Regions from separate parts of the Mus musculus genome. Here regions 1 and 2 are each linked to region 3. A link is a loop called in an ENCODE intact Hi-C map of the cell type or tissue named here. Cell type or tissue: heart. All regions are shown on one strand. Each heading gives the region's core, and the rest is flanking DNA. Links, peaks and the distances in the headings are about the cores only.

Region 1 (5,000 bases), core at 1-5,000, 57 kb after region 3:
GGCTCTCGAAAGTCCTGATTGCGTTCCCCCTCCCCCCAAGAAAATGATCAAAGCACGGATGGCAAAGATCCATGAGACCACCATGTAGGCTGTCCCTTGTGTGTCATGCCTCCGGACTGATAGCTCTTTGAGGGCTGGTAGTCAATGACAGGTAAGATCCTGGAAGACAGGACAACCCAAGACATACATAGTCCAGAATATTGGGAATCCTCTGTGGTAGGGTCAACAATGTCAAGGCAATGGCACCCCAGTTCCTACTAGGCTGTCAAAACCTAAAAACAAAAGGGTGGACATGTAGCAGGAACGGTAGGGCCACCTCTGTGTAAACGCTGGGGGGTGGGTGGGGGGGCGAGACAGCCTCAAAAGCATCTCCTGCAGAAGGACCTAACTAAGGACTGCCTGAGAGACCAAGGATTGCTGGTACAGATAATGTCAGACAATCAGGAACTGCTGTTTAGAAGAAATGCTTTCTTGGGACCAATGGGGGCGTGGGTAAAGGGTGCTAAAGGAGCTTGTAGCAGTGTTCAGGGAGCTTGGAGGACACTCACCCCAAAAGAGATCTCACATGGTGCTCAAAGTACCTCCTGCCAGCTGCTTAAGCTTGCTCATAAGTACAAGCCAGAGACAAAATAGGAGAAGAAGCAAAGGCTACTGTGCCTGTGGTAAGAAGAAAGCTGCTGGCAAGGGGGACACCCCAACTAAGAGACTGAGCAGGGGTCAATATAGTCACCACTTTGGTGGGGAAGAAGAATGCTCAGCTGATAGTAACTCCCCACAACACAGAGCCCATTGAGCTGGCGGTTTTCCTGCCTGCCCTGTGTTGAAAGGTGGGGGTCTCTTACTGAATCATCAAGGGAAAGGCCAGGCTGGGTGACTGGACCACAGGAAGATGTGCACTACTGTTGCCCTCATACAGGTTAACTTGGAAGACAATAGTAAAAGCTATTAGGTCTAATTACAACGACAGATGATGAGATCCGCCGCTACTAAGGAGGCAATATCCTGGGTCCTAAGTCTGTGGCTCCCATTGCCAAGCTGGAAAGGGCAAAGGCTAAAAAACTCATCACTAAACTGGGTTAAATATACACTGCTAAGTTTTCTGTATGTAAATATAATTACAAAATTATCTTTAAAAGCAACAAACAAACAAAAAAACAAGAAAAAAGCCTGTGATATTGGAGCCAGAAAAATGACTCTGCAGATGAAGGCACTTGACACCAAACATAATGCTCTGTGCCACACAGTGGAAACACCTCCAAAAGTTGTCCTCTAATCCTTCCACAACAGTTGTCACAAGCATTGCCCCACAACACAAAATAAATAAGTGTAAAAATTTTAAGCTCTTATAATTAGAAGCTTTCCTTAATAAAATATGGGAAGTCTTGAGTATTATAAACATAAATTTAGATATAAAGCTACCTTAACAATAAGGGTAATGGACTTTAAAAGTGAAGTGACCAGTGCCTGGAAGTCCTTCATGCACGGGTACTGTCACAAGTGGTGACTGTAGTTCTTTCGCTGTCAAATTCCAAAACCTTTACATGCAACACTAGTGTCATCCAAGAAGAACATACCGAGAAAACAATCATAACTCAGTAACAACATCCTCTGCTCAGCACACTAACCAACTAAAAATACACACCATGAAACGTCTCTCAACAGGAAGTCAGACGAAATGCTAACTCTTATCTACTGAAGTTGTTCTTTTAAAAGAGAGAGCTTGGAGTCATGGCACACATCTGTTATACCCCAGCACTTGTTAAAATAGGAAGATGTCTACTTCAAAAGCAGCAAGTATGAGCTGTATAGCAAAACCATACCCAAACCCATCCATACACACAGAGAAATACATATGAATATAAAATATGAAAGGGATTTTCAATCAATATATCTAAACATATCAATGACCCCCCCCCATAAGTATATATCATATCAGTTGGGCGTGGTGGTGCACTCCTTTAATCTCAGCACTGAGAGGCAGAGGCAGATGGATCTTTTTGAGTTCCAGGCCAGCCTGGTCAACAGAGTGAGTACTAGGACAGCCAGGGCTACACTGAGAAACCCTGTCTTGAAAAGCAAAACAAAAAAGATATATATAATACCATACTCATGGTCCAATTTATGTGATACCCCCACTGTAAGGTAACAGTAGTAAGGAACCAAGGAGAGAAGGCAGCAGCAGCCTATACGAATCTCCAACAGCCGCTTCACACTTTGTACTCCCACTGAATCAACTGTGTGTATGTATGCACCAGGCAAGTCCTCTACAACTGAGCTAAGGTGCCAGCAGAATTGGTTACTTTTACTTTATGTATATAAATGTTTTGCCTGTATGCATGTGTGTGTGCCATGTACATGCAGTGCCAGAGTAAGCCAGGAGGAGGAGCAGGATCCCTTGGAACTGAAGTAACAGATAGCTGGTAGTCTACATGAGGATTATGGGAACTGAATTTAGTTCCTACCCAAGAGCAGCAAGTGTTCTTAACCACTAAGACATCTCTCCAGTTCCCAAATGAATCTTAAAATACAGATCCTTTATTCCTGTCACGTGTAACTCTGGCCATGAACCAACAAAAAATACCATCATAACCTAATTCACCTTTCTGAACAATACTCAGTGCTCTCCCAAAATACTCTCTACTTTCTAAGCCCCATGCCTTTCATGGTGGCAGTACATCAATAGTACATGTATCTCTTCATAGTCAGCTTTTTCCCTTTTAATGCTAGAGATCTAACTAACCTAGAAGCTTGTACATGAAAAATAATTGCTCTATTACTGAGCCATGCCCTAGTCCTTCCATGAGCTTGTTAGTAAGTGTCAGAACTGATCTATGTGATTCAAGAGCTGGAGAGCTCTACTATGATACATATTTTTCCTTCCAATGACTATCATTATGGAATGTTGCCTGTTCTTCAATGTTCTCAGATCCTACCTCCTCGGGTAGGGGAGAGAAAAGTCACTCATCCAAATTTAATATCTATTCTTCCCTTCTGAACAAACTGTATCATCTTGTTTAGATGTTTCATGGCTCTATCATACCTGCTGTGTGAGAACTGTCTTCCTTCCACCATTTGGAAGACAATTCTTCAGGGGCAGAAACAAAGTGTGTGGCACTTTCTCTGTATCTACATCGTACTTTATCTCTAAATTAGGTTACCCATCTGTAAATGACTTGTTAAAACACTCAACAGTACGGCACAGGCTTTTGGGCAAGTACCCCCAATGAACCAACCAACCCAAGAAATCAGCACCCAACCCTGGACACCATAAGCCACTGTTCTTTTTTTTAATCTGCTGTGGTAGTTTCTTGATCTTTAACTGTTTTTTCATGACAGCTGTTCTCCAGAGCACTAGTCAGTTTTTTTGTACAATGCCTTCAACACATCTGACTCACGTGTTTCTTTTTACAACTAGGATTATGAGTTCATGAAAAAAAGCAGGAATGGGTGCCCTTGACACATGTCACAGTATCTTGCTGGTATCACTCCAATCACTTAATTATAGTAATTTTGACCATGCCTCTTCACTGTGTAGCTATTTTTTCCTAATTCCTTTGCAACAAATTCACTTAAATTTTAAAACAATATTACAATTTGAATTAAAGCATAGGCTAGATTACATAGTATACACCTGTAATCCCAGAATTCAAGAAGCTAGGAGGGGAAATCATGGGCTGCATAGAACGACCCTATCTCAAAAATCAAAGCCACCATTGACACACATTTTGGAGGTTAGTACCTTTGTTTTTTTCAGTGTAGCTAGAAAACATAAAATAACTCAAGAATCATGAACTATGTGTCTCTTAGAGATCAGGACTTGTCTGCAGCTGAAAGCCTATTAGCCCATAGTATCAGTTACCGCTTCTCTGTACCAGCTTCTACTTTTTGTTTTTGGTTTCTTTGTTTTTTAAGACAGGGTTTCTCTGGGTAGCCCTGCTGTCCTGGAACTTAGGATGGCCTTAAACTCGGAGATCCAACCTGCCTCTGCCTCCCACGTGCTGGGATTAAAGCCGTGCACTTTCACTGCCTCCACCTTAAGACTAATTCTATAAACCTCCAGAATCTCCTTTCACAAGGACAAATAAGGAAGCATCTTTTATGGCTACGAATGGCATGCACTTAAACATAAAATAAAAATACAGAGACAAAACCAATCACACTCAATGGGAGACAGTTCTAATAGAATCTAATCAAATATGTAAAAAGTCTATCCAGTTATGATTAATTATTTAACTCCTGAGTACATAGCACATTAAGCATCCATTTCTATTTAAACACATGAGTTCCCTGAACAAGCACACTACTGCTACCAAGTTTTTCTGTCCCCAAAGATTGGGAAAGAATGTGGAATTTTTAGATCATTCTAAAAATCTAGGGGAATGAATCAAAGCCAGAGAATTTTCATCATCAAGGCCATCTCATCAATTTAGAGTAACGGACCACACATACACTTTATAATTTTTTATGTAACTTAGGAAGTTTTCTAGACTTGAAAGAATGGATGGGATTTCTACAGACAAAGGAGTTCACGTAAAGCAAAAGGTTCATTTGAGCAGCCTGGGGAGGGGCTGGGCAGTGGCATGCAGCAAAAGGTCAGACCTCATGCACAGCACAGTCACAGCAGCGGGATAAAGCAGAAAGCTAAGAGATTAAGGGATTTCACAAATGCAGTAGGGTGTCCTTAAAGGTTGACACAGGGAAGCAGGGTCTGCTTCAAAGCTGCAAATGACAGCCATATGCATATAAAGAGGAAATCACAAATTTGGGCAGTGAGTTGACTCAGTATAGTATAACCAGGTAAGATAAGACACTGTAGAACTCAAGCTTGACTGGGGAGAGGTTAGCCTAAATGAGACTTTGCAACTGGAAAGACAGCATAACAACTACATCTTCCCCTATGCTGGGGCTCACAGACACAGCCTCTTGGCACACTACGAAAGTACTCCTAAACTACCTCTCCAGATAAAAGTTCATTTATTTATTTATTTAGGTGTTTTGTT
Region 2 (5,000 bases), core at 1-5,000, 270 kb after region 3:
CATTTTAGAACCTGACAAAGAAGAGACTGGTGAGTTGGGGACCTGGGGAATGAGACATTTCATTAGTCTAGGGGCAGGCAAATTGGCAAGTATGCTCTATTTCAGGTCGGTGAATGTGGTGGCCTTTAGTTTTTAGAAGCATTGCGTTTTCTTTGGAAAAAAAACAAGGGCAAAGACAGGCTGGGGAGATGGCTCAGTGGTAAGTGCTTAATTGCACAGTGTGAGGCTAAGAGTTGAGATCCCCAGCACCCTTGTAAATGCCATGCAGCCAGGCTGCCCATTTACTATGCCAGGTGGAAGAGAAAGGTGGCTAAAGCAGGTGTGTTAGCTTATCTAGATGAAGTACCAACTCCAGATTCAAGTGAGAGACCTTCCCCAAATATATAAGAAAGTAAGCAACGAGCCGGGTGTGATGGCGCACACCTTTAATCCCAGCACTTGGGAGGCAGAGGCAGGTCTTGTCTACAAAGTGAGTTCCAGGACAGCTGGGGCTATACAGAGAAACCCTGTCTCGGGGCGGGGGGGGGGGCGGGGAAGAAAGCAAGCAAGCAACGAGGAAGAAACCCTGCATCAACCTCTGGCCTCCACATGCATGGGCAAAACATATACTTTTTTGTTGTTGTTTTGTTTTTGTTTTTTGAGATAGGGCTTCTCTGTGTGTAATCCTGATTGACCTGGAACTTGCTTTGTAGACCAGGCTGGCCTTGAACTCAATAGATTCACCTGACTCTGCCTCTCAAGGGCTGGTATAAAGGCATACACTACCACACCTGGCTTATATATTCTTTTTTTCTTTCTTCCTTCCTTTTCTTTCTTTCTTTCTTTCTTTCTTTCTTTCTTTCTTTCTTTCTTTCTTTTCTTTCTGACTGTTTCTTTCTATAGCCCTAGACCAGAGAAATGTAAAAATTTGTGGGAGAAAGGTCTGGAGAGATGACTCAATGCTTAAGAGTTCCGGCTCCTCTTCAGTGAAGTCAGTTTCTGTTTTCAGCTTGTAGCTGATGGCTCACAACTGTCTGTAACTCCAGTTCCAGAGGACCTGATTCCCTATTCTGGCCTCCCAAGGCACATATATAGTGCACAGGCATATGTGCAAGCACAACACCCATAAACATTAAATAAAAATTTAAAAAAGAAAAAAGGGAGACACCCCAGATGTGGCTCACACATCTTCTATGTGTACCACTGGATTTGTAGGTCTCACTTGTTTAGTGACTGGCCTTTTCCTTCTAAAATGCAGGTACGGAACCAGCAGACTCGGAGCCTCTGGAATTAGGAGGTCCTGGAGCTGGTAAGAGAGGAGCCTGGGGCATTGGCAGCTTGTTAGGGTTGGAGGGAAAGAAGAGGCTGTTGAGCCTTACACTGCTATTCTCCTCCCCTCCCCCTCCAACAGGACCTGAACAGGAAGAGCAGTCAGCAGGACAGAAGCGGCCTTCAAAGAACGATGAACTATAACCCCAGCTCCTGCCTTCCGACTTGGCTCCAGCCCCTTCTCCTACCACCTCTATTTATTATACATCAGGGTTGGAGTGGGGGTTGGTCCCTCAGGGGCTCAAGTTCCTTCTCTCAGCTGGGACAGGAGGTGGCTGCTCAGTCCTAGAGTAGCTCTATGGGTGAAACCGGCTCTAGTTCTGTCCCCAGCCCCACCCTCTGGTCTCCTACTCTCTGGCCCTGTGTTTGGGAAAAATCACTATTATGTCTTAATTCTTTGCCTGTGGGTAAGTGAGAGAATGGCTGCCAGTAGTTGTTGGAGACCTGGTAGTGGGAAGGATGTTATGGGTCACTGGAAAGTGGCCAGTCTTCACAGCATCCTTTCATCTTTTCCTCTTCCACAAAATCAGTGTCCTGTTTGGGCCAGTGTCTACAGAGCCTCAGTCCCACTTGGTTTCTGAGTGCCTCTTTTCTCTTCTGTGTCTTCTCTTCCCTTGTCCTTCCTCCTTGGCTCTTCTGTCCTTTCCTTCCCTGTGCAGACAGGACTATGGTCTTCTTGCCCAAAGACTTTCATCTGGACTGTCTATAGAGTAAATATGCTCTCATGGTTCATGCGACCCCTGGTGGCTGGAGTAAGCGGGGAGCAGGCAAGAAGGGAAAGCCCTGTAGCCCTGAATGGGTTGTTGGACCCAGGACAGTACAGGTCCGGAGAGTGGCTGGCAAGGATGCAAGTATACTGCAGGCACTCGACATCCTTGTCAGCCCCAGTTCCTGTGACACCTACCCCTTCATGCTCTTTCCTCCTTCCCCCTGGGCTGACCAAAAATGTGCTATCTACTGTGAGCCCCTTTCCCAAGACCCTGGGGGACGGAGAGACCATGGAGTGAATGTAAAAATGCCACCTCACTCTCAGGCAAGCTTTGTGGGTAAAGACGAGGGGTCAGGGTTCAACTTGACAGTGTACTTCGCTAGGAAGGAGAGGCCCTTGCCTGCTATAACCATGCCTAGAGTGCCTGTCCTCCAGTATTGCACCTGTAGCCGGAGCTAGGGCCACCCCAGTGCAGGGGCAAAGCAAACCTGATGTCAGTCGTTTTGTCTTTTCTACCCCAACCTCACCCTCTCACCCTACTTTCCACCCCCCACCCCGCCTTTTTTTTTTTTTTTTTTTTTTTTTTGTGCCACATTGGCAGAGGGGCCTATAGGTCCTTCACTGTTCCCTCCTGTGTGTTGGAGTTCTTTAGTTAGCAGTTCAGGCTGGTTGGACAGGTTTGAATCAAATTGTACTTTGTTCCATTGTTAATTGAGAAACTGTTTCAATAAAATATTCTTTTCTATAGGTTGTATGTGTTTGCTTCTTCCCTCCCTTGTTTGTCTGTTTGTTGTGTGTTTTCACACAGGTAGTGTATGAGTCAGGTTTCCTGAGGTTGGCCTTGGTTTCCTGACCCTCCTGCCTCCACCTGTCCAATGCTGAAATTGAGATACCACATACAGGTTATTTTTAGAGATTCATTTTATTTGATTTATATGAGTACACTGTAGCTGTCTTCAGACACTAGAAGAGGGCATCAGATTCCATTACAAATGGTTGTAAGCCATCACTCCAGTCCCCAATGCAGTTTTTAGATTTGGAATTTGGTTACATTGAAAAAAAGTAATTGTTTGCTGTAACAATCATATTTAATGTGATAAGATAGAAAGTTCGAAATCCATACCAGAAAATGGCTTTTCAATGAATCTGAGAAGCCCACTGCCAGACTTGGGTGCACAGTTCTTGTGATCCATGTGTGTCTCTTACTGCCTTATCTCGAATCTGTACTGAAACATTACCAGGCCTTTGACCCAGCATTCTGCAGGCAGAGGCAAGGGAGCTCCTGGAGTTTAAGCCCAGCTTGGCTTGCATAGCAAGTTGTAAGCCATCCCGAAGCTTACCATGAGGCCCTGTCTCAAAATACAAAGCAACTGGGAGGTGGCAGCACAGGCCTTGAATCCCAGTGCTCAGGAGGCAGAGGCAGGTGGGTCTTCAAGGCCAGCCTGGTCTACATGGACTCTGTCTCAAAAACAAAACGAAACAAAATCTCAAACTTAACACAAGTGGATAGATGAACCAACCAGAGAGAGATCTGTGAACAGAAAAAAATACAAAGCTGGTCACACATGGTGGTACAGGCCTTTAAGCCCAGCACTCAGGAGGCAGAGGCAGGCAGATCTTCCAGGCCAGCCTGATCTACAACGGGAGTCTAAGACATGCAGGGCTCATACCGTGAAACAATGTCTCAAAAAGCCAAAAATAAAAATAGTTGGAGAGACTGAACAAAGGCACCTGTGAGTGACAGTTCACATCTGTGAAGGGAAATTACTTATTGGTGACTGACAGCTAATGAAAATGAGGTGGCTAGCTGGGCGTGGTGGCACACGCCTTTAATCCCAGCACTCGGGAGGCAGAGGCAGATGGATTTCTGAGTTCCAGGCCAGCCTGGTCTACAAAGTGAGTTCCAGCTATACAGAGAAACCCTGTCTCGAAAAACAAAAACAAGCAAAAACAAAAAATGAGGTGACTTATCATTTTGTAATTGGTAAGTTCCAATATTGTAGAAAGACACAAGCATGCTTAGGCTTATAATGGTACACTGGCTTTTGTGTGTGTGTGTGTGTGTGTGTTTAGTGTGATTGTGGTCATGTGGTTGAATGAGAATATTTTTGTTTTTACAGCAATATAGCTCAAAATTGAAATTGAAGTTTAATGATACAGCAACTAGCTTTCATACGGGCATGTTATGGATATTTATTGAGGGAAATTAGGTAAACTTTACCTAATGTTTGTCGAAGTCAAGTTATTCTTGAAACCTTGGGGTAGGTTTGAAACTTCCCCAAATAAATAATAGATTGGTTAGTCTGAGTAGTAATTACAGAGCTGATACACAATGGGGGTGGACTTTATTTTGTGAGGTTTGTCTTAACACATGAGAGAAGTTTAACACATAAGAGAACTTTATTTTTTTTTAGATTTATCTTAACATGGAATGCCAGATTTTAAGAAAAAATGTATGGGCCTGGAGAGATGGCTCAGTGGTTAAGAGCACTGACTGTTCTTCCAGAGGTCCTGAGTTCAATTCTCAGCAACCATATGGTGGCTCACAACCATCTGTAATGGCATCAGATGCTCTCTTCTGGTGTGTTTGAATACAGCTACAGTGTATTCATATACATTAATAAATCTTTTTTTAAAATGTATGGCTGGGCAGTGGTGACACACACCTTTAATCCTAGCACTTGGGTGGCAGAGGCAGGCAGATTACTGAGTTTGAGGCCAGCCTGGTCTACAGTGTGAGTTCTAGGACAGCCAAGGCTACACAGGGAAACCCTGTCTTGAACACACACACACGCGCGCGCGCGCGCACACAGACACACACACAGACACACACACACACCACCAAAAAAAGTACTGACTTCTCTTCCAGAGTTCCTGAGTTCAATTCCCAGCAACCACATGATGGCTCACAACCATCTGAAATGGAGTCTGATGCCCTCTTCCGGTGTGTCTGAAGACAGCTACAGTTGATTTACTCATAAGT
Region 3 (7,816 bases), core at 1,672-6,671:
GTTCACAACCATCCGTAACAAGATCTGACTCCCTCTTCTGGAGTGTCTGAAGACAGCTACAGTGTACTTACATATAATAAATAATAAATCCTTAAAAAAATAAATAAAGTTTGGAAAAATTAAAGTTACAACTTTTTTTTCTTTTTAAAAATGTACGTTTGGGGCTGGTGAGATGGCTCAGTGGGTAAGAGCACCCGACTGCTCTTCCGAAGGTCCAGAGTTCACCCAGCAACCACATGGTGGCTCACAACCATCCGTAACAAGATCTGACACCCTCTTCTGGTGTGTCTGAAGACAGCTACAGTGTACTTACATATAATAAATAACAAACATCATGACCAAGAAGCAAGTTGGGGAGGAAAGGGTTTATTTTTATTTGGCTTACACTTCCATACCGATGTTCATCACCAAAGGAAGTCAGGACTGGAACTCAAGCAGGTCAGGAAGCAGGAGCTGATGCAGAGGCCATGGAGGGATGTTCTTTACTGGCTTGCTTCCCCTGGCTTGCTCAGCCTGCTCTCTTATAGAACCAAGACTACCAGCCCAGAGATGGTCCCACCCACAAGGGGCCTTTCCCCCTTGATCACTAATTGAGAAAATGCCTTACAGTTGGATCTCATGGAGGCATTTCCTCAACTGAAGCTCCTTTCTCTGTGATAACTCCAGCTGTGTCAAGTTGACACAAAACTAGCCAGTACAATGTTCAAGTTTTTAATTGTATTTTCTTTTTGAGATCAGGTCTCACTATATAGGCCTGGCTGGCCTTGCACTGCTGGTCTTCCTGACTTGGCCTCCTGAGTGTTGGGATTACTGGATCCCTCACTCTAGCAATAAATACACATTTGAAGAGAAGTGTGGATTGATGTTACAAAGTGAGAGCAGAGTGTTCCCTGGGTATTACTGAAAGCACCATAGATTTTTTTTTGTTGTTGTTGTTTTGAGACAGGGTTTCTCTGTTATAGCCCTGGCTGTCCTAGAACTCACTTTGTAGACCAGGCTGGCCTCGAACTCAGAAATCCGCCTGCCTCTGCCTCCCAAGTGCTGGGATTAAAGGAGTGTGCCACCACACCCAGCAGCACCATGGATTTTTGAGTACTTACATTTACTTTTATTTTGTCTTGTGACAGGGTTTCACTATGTAACCAAGGCTGGCTTCAAACTTGAGGCAATCTTAGTATTAGCCTTGTAATTGTATTAGCCTCCCACATAAGTACACTTTGATAGTCTGTTGGAGCCTCTCTACCCACTAAGCTATCTTGCCTAAAACAAACAAACAAACAAAAAACTTGTTCAAGGCCAGCCTGGCCTACAGAGGGAGTTCCAGGACAGCCATGGATACATAGAGAAACCCTGCCTTAAAACAACACCCCCAATACCACCCCCAAATAAATCTTAAAGTTGGCTTGGTAGCGTTTGCTTATAATCATAGCACTCAGGAGACGGAAGATTCCAGTGTTTATGGTTACCCTTGACTACATAAGTTTGAGACCTTGTCTCAAAAAATAAAGGGCACCTACATGGGTGCTCCCAACAGTTTATGACTCCATAGGTGGTTCCAGGAGATCCAATGTCCTCTTCTGACCACTTCAGACAGCAGCACATACATGGTACACATGTATATATTCAGACAAAACATAGGAAAGTGTGTTTTGGGAGAGTCAGAGCTGCACAGTGAAACCCTGTCTCAAAACAATAATAAACAAATTTTAAAAAATATATTTTAGGATTTATTTATTATAGGTAAGTACACTGTAGCTGTCTTCAGACACCCCAGAAAAGAGCATCATATCTCATTACGGATGGTTGTGAGCCACCATGTGGTTGCTAGGATTTGAACTTGGGACCTTTTGAAGAACAGTCAGTGCTCTTAACTGCTGAGCCATCTCTCCAGCCCCTAAAAAACATTTTATTTATTTATTATTTTTTTTGTTTTTCAAGACAGAGTTTCTCTGTATAGCTCTGGCTGTCCTGGAACTCTGTAGACCAGGCTGGCCTCGAACTCAGAAATCTGCCTGCCTCTGCCTCCGAGTGCTGGGATTAAAGGCGTGCGCCACCACGCCCGGCTATTCTATAGGTCTTGATGATTTCCTACTGGCACGTATAAGGAGCACTCAGCACTCTCTGGGGCATTGAGCAGGTGGTGAACTCTCTTCAATCTGTTTTAAAAATCATCCTTAGTGGGCTGGAGAGAGAGCTCAGCAGTTAAGAGCACTTAACTGGGGTCATGAGTTCAATTCCCAGCAACCACATGGTGGCTCACAACCATTGGTAATGGGATGTGATGCCCGCTTCTGGTGTGTCTGAAGACAGCAATGGTGTGCTCATAGATATATAACATAAATACGTAAATCATTTTTTAAAATCACTCTTATTGTTAATAAGTTCTATGTGTGTATATGTGAACACTCCTACCAGTGACCATTTTCCTGTTACTTAGCAAAGACATTAGGCTTGGGACAGTTTGCATGACTACATCAGCTCTCCCTGACTCCCTGGAGCAAAAATCTCACAGCCATCAGATCATCCTGTGTCAGAATCAGCAATCTAGAACACTGACAGAGGTAACTACACAAAGACTGCAGCCAATTGCCTAAGCTCCCGGAGGTATCAGAATTTTCACTATACCAAGCCTTGATGATCTCTAGATGACCCTACAACCATTTCCACCTGCGACAGGGGTGGAACACTCCCCCTGGTGGCTTACTAGAGGAATTTCATGATGCCAAGAGGCAAGATGGAGCCGGGTGTAGTGGCACACGCCTTTAATCCCAGCACTCAGAATGCAGAGGCAGGCGGATTTCTGAGTTCGAGACCAGCCTGGTCTACAAAATGAGTTCCAGGACAGCCAGGGCTACACAGAGAAACCCTGTCTCAAAAAAAAAAAAAAAAAAATTGGCAAGACGGGGGTTTGGCCCAAACAAATGGCCATGATTGGTCCAAACACTCAGCTGTATACATAGGCCTACTAGACAAGTTGCCTGTGTCCCCATTACATGTGGCGGTCAGAGGACAACTTTCAGGAGTTGGTTCTCTCTCTCCTACCACGTGAGTTCCGGAGAGTGATTTCAGGTCTTCAGGCTTAGCAGCAAGTGCCCCACCCCAGCAGTCCATCTTCCCAAGAATTTAGGAGGCCGAATCAGAAGCGTTTCCATGGACTACACAGGGAGTTCCAGGTGTGCATAGGCTACAAAGGGAGAGCCTGTCTCAAAACACACAGAGCAAAAGATAAACAAATAAACAAACAAACAGAAGGCATGGAGGAAGGAGGGGGAGAAGAGGAGAGGAAACGGAAACAAAAGGGTGGAGGGAGAGGAAAGGACCTTCTGACCCTGCCTCTGCTGGGCTTGTTCTTTTGACAGCTGAGCAGCACTCCCCTCCGCGGCGTGAATGCAGGTCTTCTTTCAGGCCTCAGCCAAGGGTTGGATTTCTCTCTGTGTGGACGTGGGGGAGGCAGAAGAGGCTGCAAAACAAACAAACAAACACCCTCAGTCACATGCCAGGGACAAATGGCTAAAACAAGGCTACACCCTATATGATGTTGGACACTGCCTTCCAGACATTTCCAATTTCCACCATCTAAGGGAGGGAAGGGAGTCTGAAGGGAAATCGAATCTTAGAAAGCAAAGCCTTCTTTGGTTCTGGCCCGCTGGGGCCTGGACTTATTTAATGGATTTAAAGCAACTTGGGGGTATTGTTCCCTTCCTTAAAACCATGCTGTTTATGCCCTGCTGATGTTAATAATTTATCACCATTAACAAATCGCCTGTAACCCAGCCTTATCCCTCACTAACATCCCTCCTCCCTCACAGGATGATGACCATTGGCCAACAGTCCCTTGCCCAGAGCGTGCTTGGCCACCCTCAAAGCAGCACACCCCACTGCCCCTCAGAATGAGGCTAGGTGGCACACTTCCAGGAGGCTGCCCTGGGCCCACGCGGCTGTTAGCAGCAGCTGCTTCACGCATGTGTCTGCTCCCAGTGTTTGGCATGTTTTATTATAAATGTACTTGCCTGTCTCATTATGAATCCACGCTTCTCAAATGCAGGGACGTTGTCTTCACATACACACACACACACCCATCTCCCCCACTCTCCACCAGCTTAGCTGCCCTCTAATGGACTCCGTTCCAAAGGCACAGGGTAGATTAGAGAGAGAAGGGGGCCTCCCCCATGCCATGCCCACTTTGTACCTCGAATCTCCTCTGTCATCTCATTTTGCTACAGTGTTGAGTCGCCACTCAGGATTAAAAAGTAGAATCGGACCCAGAAAGCCTGGGTTTCTGTAACTCTGAAATCCTAAACTCCAGGCCTGAATTCTCCCACCTACTCCATAAGATGAAAGAACAATCCAAATGAGCAGCACTAGGGGGCGCTCTTGGGCCACGAAGACCTCAAGACACCAGTGTAATGCCAAGTCCCCTTTCATCGCATTATTCTGCTGTTGCTCAAAAGCCTTCAGTCGTTCCTCGGTTTGCCTAACTTTTCTTGAAATCCAAGGTGTTTCCCCATAACCTAATTCTGCCTCATCGGAAACACTAGCTAGCCACGTAACACTCCCTGTTCACATAAGCATTCCTAGTGTAACCCACATTTTCTGCTGCAGTAAACATGTATATTAGGAATAAATGAAGGCTTGCAGTGCAAATAGAATGACAACACAGGTCCCCTCCTCCTCAACTGCCTTCTAGCCAGACAGCTGCCTGGAAACTTTGTAACAGGGTCCCAGACCTTAGCACAACTGACTCCGTGAGGGAAATGCCATTCAGGACATAAAACTCAACACAGAGACAGCGCCACCTGCCAAAATGAAAACAGACCTAGTCCATCAACGCCTATAATTCAGGGAAAGCCTCTAAATGTACTAACCTTGCTTTTTGGTTTCTGTAGTACTGCTTTTGGCTGTTTTGTTAACTGAAGTATGTCAACCCAGGACATGGGTTTTGTGCTTAAAAGCTGAGAAAGGCTCAGGGCTATGCTGGTATCCAAACAACAGACATATTACTAGCCAGCTAATAGGGACTATCTATTGGCTTAACCCATGTCTGAGAGGTCCTCTCCGGTGAACCCTCTACAACAAACTTCCCACACAGAACCCAGGCAGTGGTGGGGCACCCCTTTAATCACAGCACTTAGGAAGCAGAAGCAGGCAGATCTCTTGTGAGTTCGAGGCCAGCCTTGTCTGTAGAGTGAGTTCCAGGACAGCCATGGCTACACAGAGAAGCCCTGTCTCGAAAAACAAACAACAAAAAACTATTTCCACATAGAACTGCAATTGGCAATGAACATGCCCTGCTCTCTGCCCTCTTCCTCTTTGTTTCTCTTTTGAAATTTTTTTTTTTTTTTTTTTTTTGGGTTTGGTCTTTAGGTCAAGAGTCTCACTATGGAGCTTTGATTGGCTCTGAACTCAGAGATCCACCTGCTTCTGCCTCCCAAATTCTGGGGTTAAATACTGGCGAGCACTGCCAGGCCAGGCCCTTCTGGTTTTGAGATAGGTTCTCATGTACCTCAGGGGACACTTGAAATCCTGATTTTTTTTCCTGCCTCTGCCTCCTAAGTGCTGGGGGATTACAAGTCTGTGCAATCACCCTGGCTTCCGTCCCTCCCTCTCTCTTTGTTGCAGCCATTTCCCCTGCCTGGAATGGCCAGCCCTTGCTTTTTTTTTTTTTTTTTTTTTTTTTTTTAAGAGAGGATCTTGTTATGTAGAGTAGGCTGACTTCCAACTTGCAGCAAGGCAGCATCTCTGGCCTTCTCCAGCATTCCCAAGTACTTCTCAAGTCCCATTCTCAAGCAGTGGGACTGCAGGTGCACACCACCACACCCCACTGACCTTGTTCCTTTCTGGACAGCTGGCTTTTCTTTGATACCTCCCCGGTTCCAGAAAGACTCTCCTGGCTGGCAGAGGTCCCGGGACCAGGCTCTGGCACTCCCTGTTCTGAGTCCCTGTTCTACCTTCTTTTGAGTCCACAGAGTTCAGCCTTTAATTTGGCTCTTCTCATGACTGACCTTTCTTCAGACCCTCATTGCTTGCTGGGATTGTAGTTCATTGGCAGATGCTCGCTCACCCAGCACACACGAAGTCTCGGTTTGATCCACAGCATTGCATGAAACAGGCAAGGTGGGACATGCCTATGATACCAGAACTCAGGGCACCAGGGCTAGAAGACCAGAAGTGCAAAGCCATCCTTGGTACATAGGAAGTTTAAGGCCAATCAAGACAAAATTTAATTTTTTAAAAAAGATTTATTTATGGGCTGGTGAGATGGCTCAGTGGGTAAGAGCACCCGACTGCTCTTCCAAAGGTCCGGAGTTCAAATCCCAGCAACCACATGGTGGCTCACAACCATCCATAACAAAAATCTGATGCCCTCTTCTGGAGTGTCTGAAGACAACTACAGTGTACACATATAATAAATAAATATCTTTAAAAAAAAAAGGGGGGGTCTTGAATTAAAGAGGCAGGCAGCAGATTTCTGAGTTCAAGTCCAGCCTGGTTTACAGAGTGAGTTCCAGGACAGCCAGGGCTGCACAGAGAAACCTTGTCTCAAAAACAGAAACAAAAAAGAAAGGGTCTTGAAATCTTGCCCAGGCTAGCCTCAGCCCCCTACCTCAGCCTCCCAAGTACCAGGAAAGCATGGGCTATGCTGCCCAGAGTTTCCTCTGAAAGTTTGTTGTTGTTTTTTTGAGTCTTGACACAAGGTGTTTTTGTGTAACACAACTCTGGTTGTCCTGGAACTTGCTCTGTAAACCAAGCTGGCCTTGACCTCAGAGACCCACCTGCCTCTGCCTCCCCAGGAGTGGAATTAAAATAGGAAGCTGGCTTCTATCACCCAGCTAAATGCTAATTTTTCTTTTAAGGATAACATTTCACTATATAAATCCAGGCTGGCCTCAAAACCATGATCCTCCTATCTTCACTTCTAAATGCTGGGACGAAAGGCCTGTTCAAGTACACCCACCCTTTCTCATTTTCTCTTTTAAAGATCAAGATAAACTTGGCTCACCAAAGTGACCCCTAAGTAAAAGTTCTAGGCTGTAAAGTTCCCTGTAAAGAGAGCACAGCTCCTTCTGTCCCTCAGAACTCTGTCCTGGTTCTGTTAGGTAGTAAGCTGGTCTCAAGACCACCAGTTCCTTCAGTGTTTGAGCCCTCACGGCTTCCAGCGGGACAGATGCTTGCAAGAGAAGCAGGTCTGCACCTCCCCGGCTAGTTTGGATCCAAATCCCATGATCCACTGAAGCTCCCCTGGTGGCCCAAAGTAGCGGGGTGTTAGCTTCTTGTGGGTTCTTCTTCCTTCCACCCTTCTCCATCCCCCTTCCCACACTTTCAACCCCCTAACACTAGATAGGAGAAAGGGGAAGAAGAAGGGGCGACTTTATAGACTACTTCCTGCTGATCAGGGGCAGAGTTCCTTAGGGAGAGTTTGAGCTATGGAGTCAGGATATCTAATACCGTCTTCCTTCTTTGCACCAGACAACTTAAACCATAGCCCACCCTGTCTCTCTGGGCTCTGGGATTTATATACCCTCTGAAAAGTCCCCAGAAACTATCTGCTGTTGGCAAAACCACACCCCTGCTACAGCAGGAGACAAATCATAGTTAGCAGCTATGGACAATCTGAAGCAGTCCCATATCCCATATCTGGGATTAAAATGAAAACATCCTTATAATATTTGTTTGGTTTTGTTTTTCACTTGAAACCAGAATTCTCACCGTCTAGGTATGCAGTCTGGGAAGCCAGCAGGTGGGCCTTGTCTATCTCCTTTATTCTCAAGTCAACTACCGTAAGATCCCAACCCTGTCAGGTCCCTTTCTGGGTTGA

The links. A loop is a pair of places that touch in the nucleus more often than their neighbours do. Peaks named below come from ENCODE experiments on the same cell type or tissue, not always from the same donor. Only the 100,000 strongest peaks of a DNase experiment are listed, where the experiment ranks them.
Region 1: it touches region 3 in a loop (2.0-fold over the local background); 5 of 42 quality-filtered maps call a loop at or near these places.
Region 2: it touches region 3 in a loop (5-fold over the local background); 14 of 42 quality-filtered maps call a loop at or near these places.

Annotation. Positions count from the first base shown.
Region 1 is chr9:44,180,085-44,185,084 of GRCm38, forward strand. The region is part of intron 2 of Cbl (Casitas B-lineage lymphoma); the gene reads right to left. Among named protein-coding and RNA genes, the nearest start is that of Mcam, 48 kb to the left of the region's middle. In heart, for the core only: a CTCF peak has its summit at 2,368; a DNase peak (open chromatin) is centred at 2,367; H3K27ac peaks cover 868 bases.
Region 2 is chr9:44,389,599-44,394,598 of GRCm38, forward strand. Hyou1 (hypoxia up-regulated 1) reads left to right here. Exons shown (of 26, transcript NM_021395.4): 24 at 1-29; 25 at 1,238-1,288; 26 at 1,391-2,771. The coding sequence ends at 1,452. Among named protein-coding and RNA genes, the nearest start is that of Gm26306, 3.8 kb to the right of the region's middle. In heart, for the core only: a CTCF peak has its summit at 2,062 (motif pointing left); a DNase peak (open chromatin) is centred at 2,083.
Region 3 is chr9:44,121,834-44,129,649 of GRCm38, forward strand. It overlaps Gm10687 (predicted gene 10687), which reads right to left. Exons shown (of 2, transcript NR_152189.1): 2 at 1,935-3,460. Among named protein-coding and RNA genes, the nearest start is that of Gm10687, 8.7 kb to the right of the region's middle. In heart, for the core only: CTCF peaks have their summits at 2,688 (motif pointing left) and 4,362 (motif pointing right); DNase peaks (open chromatin) are centred at 3,898, 4,358, 5,678 and 5,798; H3K4me3 peaks cover 233 bases; H3K27ac peaks cover 491 bases.